3 separate regions of the Homo sapiens genome follow, and regions 1 and 2 are each linked to region 3. The links are chromatin contacts, found by Hi-C or POLR2A ChIA-PET in ENCODE. All regions are on one chromosome and are shown on one strand. The core of a region is the stretch at or near the end of the contact, and the rest is flanking DNA. Distances in the headings are between cores, read along the strand shown.

The links. Hi-C counts contacts between places; a loop is a spot of excess contacts on that map. ChIA-PET counts read pairs that join two places held with the same protein, here RNA polymerase II (POLR2A). Pooled maps may share reads with other maps.
Region 1: a pooled map shows a loop between it and region 3 (8-fold over the local background). The contact joins the enhancer-like site here to the promoter of FAM234B in region 3. A Hi-C loop is called at or near these places in 4 of 50 pooled maps. POLR2A ChIA-PET finds 5 or more read pairs at or near these places in 5 of 52 experiments (B cell, BJ, PC-9 and 2 more).
Region 2: a pooled map shows a loop between it and region 3 (2.8-fold over the local background). The contact joins the enhancer-like site here to the promoter of FAM234B in region 3. A Hi-C loop is called at or near these places in 1 of 37 single-sample maps with no recorded cell type and 7 of 50 pooled maps. POLR2A ChIA-PET finds 5 or more read pairs at or near these places in 4 of 52 experiments (HEK293T, PC-3, WTC11 and 1 more).

The regions. Positions count from the first base shown.
Region 1 is chr12:12,835,782-12,838,481 of GRCh38, forward strand. No RefSeq gene overlaps it. Among named protein-coding and RNA genes, the nearest start is that of DDX47, 24 kb to the left of the region's middle. RefSeq lists an enhancer at 1-305. Within about 2 kb of position 1,355, at least 9 of the 41 ENCODE cell types and tissues checked have a DNase peak (open chromatin) inside an H3K27ac peak, as active enhancers do; they include PC-9, where a contact is called at or near this core.
Region 2 is chr12:12,898,115-12,900,814 of GRCh38, forward strand. The region is part of intron 1 of GPRC5A (G protein-coupled receptor class C group 5 member A); the gene reads left to right. Among named protein-coding and RNA genes, the nearest start is that of GPRC5A, 7.9 kb to the left of the region's middle. Within about 2 kb of position 1,442, at least 12 of the 41 ENCODE cell types and tissues checked have a DNase peak (open chromatin) inside an H3K27ac peak, as active enhancers do; they include PC-3, where a contact is called at or near this core.
Region 3 is chr12:13,042,974-13,045,821 of GRCh38, forward strand. FAM234B (family with sequence similarity 234 member B) reads left to right here and starts at 1,408. Exons shown (of 13, transcript NM_020853.2): 1 at 1,408-1,467. The coding sequence starts at 1,431.

The DNA.
Region 1 (2,700 bases), core at 105-2,604, 210 kb before region 3:
CTCGTAGCCATCCATCCCCTTATACCATCCAAACACAAAGGATGTCTCCTGTCACTGTCACCCTTCAATCATCTGCCAGTGCCGTCAAAGAGGCCGGAAGGAGCAGGAGGAATTGGGAAAGGAACAGGTGGGGAAAGTGTAAGTCATCGGACTGTTCACTGTTGCTGTGTGACCTTGTGGGAGTTACTAAACCTCTCTGAACCTTGAGTTTTCTCATTTGTTAATATGGAAAGAAGACCGTCAAGCCTATCTCTGTCACAGAATCTTTTTTTTTTTTTTTTTTGAGATGGAGTCTCTGTCACCCAGGCTGAAGTGCAATGGTGCAATCTTGGCTCACTGCAACCTCCACCTCCCAGATTCAAGCAATTCTCCCACCTCAGCCTCCCAAGTAGCTGGAATTACAGGCATGTGCCACCATGCCGGGCTAATTTTTGTATTTTTAATAGAGGCAGGGTGCCATGTTTGTCAGGCTGGTCTCGAACTCCCGACCTCAGGTGATCCATCTGCCTCGGCCTCCCAAAGTTCTAGGATTACAGGTGTGAGCCACCACACCTGGCCTGCCTCACAGAATCTCGAACCTAGTTTTTAAAATTCTGTTTCTTTCCTCCTTCCCTTCCAGTGTCCACCATATCCTAGCCAGTGTGCCAGATACTAGGAAACCAATACTGAAAAAAGAGTCAGATGCTATTTTTGCTGAACTTAGCCTTAGTATTGTATAGTGATTGTGCTTCCTACTAGGCAGGGACCGCGCCTAATTTGTGGATATTACTAATATCATACAGGGCCCATACGCAGTAAATGTTCAATATCTGTCATTTTCTGAAACCTAAGATGTGTCAGGCGGCTTGACCTGTATTATTTCTAGTTCTTTGAACAATCCCGAACAGTCGATATTATTGTTCCCAATATGAGCTATGGAGCCAGTTTGCCAAATCGGCCCCTGACTAACTGTGAGACTTTGGACAAGTTGTTAAACCTTCCTGTGTTTCAACCTTCTTATCTGAAGACACACAGTTATAGTACAGCATTGTGAAGTTAAATGAACTATACTGTGGCTCATGATAACAATCAGTAAGTGTTAGTCATTATAATGATCATTAATTGTGGCTTTTAGCATAGATGAAGACTGGCAGCGTACCCAGATCATACAGCTGGTAAAGGGCTAAGTAAAAATTTGAAGCCAAATTGGATTCCAAGCCTCTGCCCTTTACACTAAATACACTGTTTGTTATGTGTGTGTGTGTGTGTATGTATATATGTGTAATTCCATATTACTCATGCAGTATGTTCCACACAACAAGTAAGTACTATGCAAATGAACTTTCAGGTTCCAAGCTATTTTCAAATTGGCAACAGGCAGGTAAGAAAATAAGACATTCTTGTTTTCACCAGTAGATGGCAGAAGGAAGAAAAGACCACTCCGGAGAGGGAAGGAGTTTTAATTTGGAGCCGAGTGATTCACAGTGGGCTGTGGCTGAGGCACAGGGGCAGATGAGGCAGACTCCTTGTATGACTACAGTGGAGGACAGTCCCACTGGAACTAGGGGTCAGGGGTCAGGGTGGGGAGGAGAACTACCTACAGGTATGTGAAGGGTGTCAGCCTTCAAGAAGATCTGCTAGGTTGACCCAGAGGATGGGGACTGGGAGCCCCGAAGTAAAGGCAAGTTCAGATGCACTTAGAAAAAAAGGTCGCGTTCCTCTGTCGTCTCTACTGCGCGGTCCCTGGCTGTGGACCCTCCTCGTCAACTTCCAAACACTTGGTTCTTTTCCAAAGCCTGCCTTTCCCTCTGGGATGTTGATGAAGCCACTTGCTTTGTTTGCTCCTTTCCCCACCCCCTACCCCAGTCTGTAAGTCAGGAATACTCTTTCCCCCGCCTATCCCAATACACGTTGTTTGTGAGCCACCGACCCCCCTCACTGCTTCCCTCTCTCCTCACTGCGTATCCATCCAGTAGGCTTGGTCCACAGCCCGTGCTCCTGTATCAAATAAGCTTGGTGCTGGGTAACCTGTGAGCTGCTTGTTCGTTCATTTTATCCTAGAGACATGTCCTTCAGCCCAAAGTGATGGGGAGTTGTCCTTCTGGGTCCAAAAGAGTAGTAGCAGCAATCAAGCATGGTGGTCATTTATACTGGGCCAGCTCTCACTGATGTGATGCTGGCTCTTGTCCTCACACATTCTTTTGGGGGAGGAGTCCACTGGTAACTCCTGATATCTTAGAAACTCTCTTACCCAAGCTATTAAATCCAGTGCCAACTTAAAACCAACATCCCTGTCGCGATTTCTGGGTGGGTCAAGAGTGGGGACTATCCAAAGATTTCTTATTTGACATACGTCTATTTGTACATTTGTAATGGTTGTTGGTTTGGTTTTAAATAAGTGATTCTTGGACAGGGCATGGTGGCTCATGCCTATAATCCCAGCACTTTGGGAGGCCAAGGTGGGAGGATTGCTTGAGGCCAGGAGTTTGAGACCAGCCTGGGTAACACAGCAGAACCCCATCTCTACAAAAATAATAAAAAATTAGCTGGGCATGGCGGACCCCGCCTATGGTCCTAGCTACTTGGGAGGCTGAGACAAGACAATCATTTGAGTCTTGGAGGATGAGATTGCAGTAAGCTATGATTGTGCTGCTGCGTTCTAGCCTGGGTGACAGGGTAAGACCCTGTCTCTAAAAGGTAAATAGTAAATAAGTGATTCTT
Region 2 (2,700 bases), core at 192-2,691, 140 kb before region 3:
AGTGTCAAGGAGCCTGGCTTTTAAGAGTCATGTAATCTTGGGCAAGTTATGTAATTTCTCTGTGCCTCAGTTTCCTCAGCTGTTAAAGGAAGGCATAATAATAGGGTTGTTGTGAGGATTAAATAACACCATATATGGCCAGGAGCAGTGGCTTGTGCCTGTAATCCCAGTACTTTGGGAGGCCGAGGCGGGCAGATCACCTGAGCCTCAGGAGTTGAAGAGCTGCCTGGGCAACATAGCGAGACCCCACCTCTACAAAAAATACAAAAAGTAGCTAGATGTGGTGGTGCGCACCTGTCCCAGCTATTCAGGAGGCTGAGGTAGGAGGATCACCTGAGCCCAGGAAGTCGAAGCTGCCGTGAGCTGTGATTGTGCCATTGCATCACTCCAGCCTGGGCGACAGAGAGACTTTGTCTCAAAAGAAAAAAAAAAAGAAAAAAGAAAGGAAACCATATATGGCTCAGAGGAAACTCTCAAGAGGACTTGGGTCTTTTGACTTGTTATTCCTGGATAGCTCCACGTGCAGGTCGCATATTTATCAAAGAGCCAACAAAGCTACACTTAGCATCTCTCCTTTCAAGCCTGTATTTCTAGGCTCTGACAGTGGTGCCACTCAGTTGCCTAAGCCAGAAATCTGGGAGTTAACCTGGGCTTTTCCATTCCCAAAGCCCTGTCTCTTCTACCTTCATAAAAATCTCCTACCATTTCCTGTTCATCTTTCATGTTTCATCTCCCTGCTTTCTTCCCTAAAGCATTAAACATTAAAAATAATTATTTTAAAACCCCACTAGGTAGAATGGGTCACTGTTTTCCATGTGCCCTCAGCATTCCTAATGTATTCCATAACTTCTTAGTTGTATGTCAGTGTGATTATTATTCATTCCAAGGGCAGTGGCCACAATTTTATATTTATTTATTTAGTTTTTTGTTTTGAGACAGGGTCTCACTCTGTTGCCCAGGCTGGAGTGCAATGGCATGATCATAGTTCACTGCAGCCTCGAGTTCCTGGGCTCAAGCAATCCTCTTGCTTCACCCTCCGAGTAGGGGGATCACAGGTGTGATCCTGGCTAAATTAGCACCCGGCTAATTTTTAATTTCTTTTTGTACAGCGGGGGTCTCACTATGCTGCCCAGGTTGGTCTCAAACTCCTGGGCTCGAGTGGTCCTCCCATCTCTCGGCCTCTCAAAGTACTGGGATTACAGGCGTAAGCTACTGCCCCCGGCCAGGGTTGCTTGTTTTGGAGACTTCTCAGCAAGCCAATGCTTGAATATATGGTGGTTTAAATGGAGAGAGGTTGGGGTCAGGGAGAAAAGCTCTAGAGATGATGACAGTGATTTAGAGGTGAAAAGGAGGATTGAATTATGATTATGACTACTTATAAAGAGCTATTCTTTCTGACCATGTGACACTGGACATGTACCTTCCTCACTCTGTTAGGTTTCTCACCTATAAAATGGGCTGTAGGAATGTTAAATGAGGTAATGGATGTAAAAGCATGTAAATGAGAGAATATGTGTAAAAATACATAACTACTCAGCATAGTGCCTGACTCATAATAGGACTCAGGAGGTGACAGTAGCTGTCATTATTCTTACTCATAATTACATCATGACTGTTATTACTACTGACTGAATGTAGCAATTCGAGAATAGAGAAAAAATGAAAATGCTAGAAAGTCACACATTTTCAGGGCTGGGCTGGCGCGAAGACACATTTTGACAGAATGAGAGAAATCTCATAGGAAGGAAGACAAAGTCAGTTTGTCTTTGCAAGGTTCTGGGCCCCAGATGATTCATTCTCAGATGCTCTGGGAAGGACTGCGTAGAATAAGCATGGGCAAACTTCCAGGCCTAGTCACAAGCAACTCTACACACTTTCCCCATCTCTCTGGTTGCGAAGAGGAGTCTCAGGTTAGAAACCCAAAGCGGGAGACTCATCACATGTTCACGTTTTTCCCTGCACAGTGGTCAGTGCTGTGTGTCAGTCAAGGCCATGTCTAGGGTCAGCGCTGCTCCAGGAGCCTCTGGCTTTGTCCTTCAGGTGGGCAGTCCCTTGCTGTGTCTCTTCTTCAGACCCTTCAACCTTACCTCTAGCCCTGGCTTTTAGTTTGGGTAGGAGTTTGTGGCACATACTCTTTTAATGACAGGAGATGGGGCAAGAATGAGGATGAGGGGGAGAAAGAAAGACATCTGGAAGTTTTGTACATGAAGCTCCCCAGGTGGGTGAACGGTGGAGCTGAACATGAGTTCAGACCACGTAGTTCAGCAGCGTGTCCTGCATTTTATAGATGAGAGGAGGCTTTGAGAGGTCAAGTGACTTACTTGTTCACACAGCCTGGCAGCTGAAACCCCTTCTCCCTAAAGGGGAGGAGGAACAGAGGGCTTGGAGTTGACCCAAGAAATGACTTCGCCCTCCTCTTCCTTTCCTCCCTCTTCCTCTTGTTCTTATTCTTCCCTTCCCTCTCCCTCTTCCCCACTGGTTTTTCTAAACCTTTCTTTTGGGGCCGGGCACAGTGGCTCACGCCTGTAATCCCAGCACTTTGGGAGGCCGAGGCGGGCCTGAGGTCGGGAGGTCGAGACCAGCCTGACCAACATGGAGAAACCCCATCTCTACTAAAAATACAAAATTAGCCGGGTGTGGTGGCACATGCCTGTAATCCCAGCCACTCGGGAGGCTGAGGCAGGAGAATCACTTGAACCT
Region 3 (2,848 bases), core at 158-2,657:
TGATTGCTGGAGACTCTCAGATTACTCCCACAGGATAGTCCTGTCTGCAGTTTCTCACGGGAATTAGGCAGCCTGCAAATGAGATGTATCTTGGAGCTTTTGTTGTGACACTCAGAAGTTACATTACCTTTCTATTTCTCAGCTTTCTCTTAAACAAAACAAGGAGAGTGGGACTAGATAGCCTCTAGGATCTGTTCCAGTTCTAAGATAACACAGTATTAGCATTCCTGCACTAAAATGCTGATCACTTGCGTGTGGGAAAGAAGCAAGTCAGTTCTTCCTTCTACACCACTGTGCCTGGTCCTGAGGCAAGCCAAGTTCAGAAGTCAGAGAGGGCCTGGGTGTTTGCATTTTCCACAGTGACCTCAGTGGGTGTTTGGGCAGCAAAAGTATTCACATTCCACTCAGTAGCTAGAGAGGAACACACAGGTATTCTCTATGTAAAAGGTAAGGATCCTGATTCATTTGGCAGCTGCTTTGAATTTTTTTCTTTAATTGAAAAGAAAGTACATTAAATTTGAGAAATACTATTCTAAGCTGCAGTTCCTATGTTAAAATGGAAAAAAGTTATGGAGGGATGAAGGAGATTTCCAGAGGGACAAGGAAGACAAAGTGGGGGAAAGCTCAGGGAGCCAAGGAAGGAGGAATTCCTGGGCATCGGGCTCTCCGCAAAAATCATTCAGGCAAAGCTGGGGTGATTACGGGGAGCGTGCAGATGCCTTAAAGGTCAAGCATTGAAATCTGAGGAGCTGGAGATGCTGCATCTATTGGATGTATGTACACAGTCGGATCCTCCTTCTACACCCTTCAACTAGAAGCTGCAGCGTAGGGTGCTGAGTAGACACCTGTAAAGAACTGGGAGCAATAAATGAGGGTTCGAGCTCCAGGAAACTTCAACTTCTACCTAAGAAGCGTAATAGAAACACTCTTACTAGGTGCCTACTGTGTGCTGTGTGTTTTAAACAGGTCGTATCATTTAATTCTCATTGCAAGCTTGTGAAGTAGGTAGTATGTCTTTAATTAAAAAAAAGCAGCGGCAGCTCAGTCGCCCCAAGGGACTTGCCCAAGATGGCCCAGCTAGTAAGTGATTCAGGCAGGATTCAAATCCAGTCTGCCTGATTTCAAAGCCCACGCACATTGCACAATCCACACCTCCTTAAATATCTCCTTCGAATCATTTTCACTGCAAGCTTACGGGGTATTTTCTCCCCATTTCACTGACGAGGCAAGTGAGACTCAGAGTGGTGAGGTGACCTGCATAGGTAGGGTGGGAGAAAAGCCTGCGGAGCGTGTACTCTGGCTTGGCCTCCCTCAGCTCTGTCCCCAGCAAGCGGGTCCCACCTTTCCCGGTCCCAGCCCCACGCACCGCCGCTCGGAACTACACTTCCCGGCAGAACGCGGGCGCGCGCACGCGCACCGGGGCCTCAGCCATGGCGACCGTGCTGTCCAGGGCGCTCAAGCTGCCGGGTAAGGAGTCGCATGCTTGCGACCACCCAGTCCCCGCCGGTGTTGGAATAAGGGGAGGCGAGGCTCTGGGGGCGAGGCCGGTCGGGCCCTGGCCTCAACCCAGACTCAGCTGCAGGCGCCCGGTGCCGAGGAGGGTGCAGTCCCTTGGGGCTGGGGTCTCTGTGCCACCAGAGGGCGAGAGGGGCGCCCAGCGGGGCAGGGGTCTCGGGCGCGGGGCGAACCCGGAGACGCGCGGGGAGAGGGCGCCGAGCAGGTGTTACGGCGGGGAATGTCAGAACGCCGGTCGCCGCTGTCCCGAGGGGAGGCTGGCGAGAGGAGCATCCTTCCCGAGCGCCGCGGACCCAGCACCGCAGGGACTCCGGCGCCTTCTGTCTTGGCTGGACCTGGGCGGGGGCGGCGGGACGGCGAGTGGCCCTCTGTGGATCATCCCCTCCACCTAACGGCAGCAACGACGCATCCATGAGGCAGGTGGGACAGGTATTTACGTCCCTTCCTAGTTTACAGAAGAGAAAATGAGAGTTATTTGGCTAAGTGAATTGTCCAAGGTCTCACAAGTATTGGGAAAGCTCGGCCTTGAACGTCAGGGGTCTTTTCACTCTAAATCCTGAGCTTTTGATTCCACTTGGTCAGTCTCCAGCTGCCGAGATTAAGCATGGGAAATGATTTGGCACCTATAAGTTGAAGATAATGTATGGAATCTTCTTTAAGGCAGCATTAGGGGTGATGACAACTTCCAGAGCTGATTCAGTACTTCGGGCAGCAGCTCCAAGTTTTTTTTCCTTTTTTTTTTTTTTTCCTCCTAAACCTCCAGAGTAGGATTGTACTGTTAGAAAGTTGATATTTAAATAAAAGTATATTTATTCCACCCAAGTAAATTTTAAACATTAGGCTTTAGAAAAATTGATGGCTCTACCTAGGTAAGTTTTAAGCATTAAGCTATAAACATTTATTTGCTGATAATTTGTATTAGAGGGAAAAGCAGTTGCTTTCATAGCTATCTCTAGAGAGGGCTATTTGGGTTTTGGTTGGATAGCTAGTTTGAGCTTGCAGGGGGATTACAGGGTCCTTGTTCTCAAGGAGCTTCCAGTATGCTACCCTGAAGCGAACCTTGCCATTTGGATGACGCTAGGTTGGATATTAATTTGCGTTTCTGTCCCCAGACTTCATGACCTCAGACAGATTATTATTTTTTTTAATATGGGCTCATTGGAACATTGGAAGGAACACTGATAGCATCTGCCTTGGAATGTGTGCATAACACTGGAATTAAAGGAGAGACGTGGCCCTTTACCTGCAGGATTAATTTTTTACTTTTTTACTTTGTATATCCTTAGTGTAGAATGATGTCCTCCCAGAGGGGTAATAAGATGTCAGACATTTA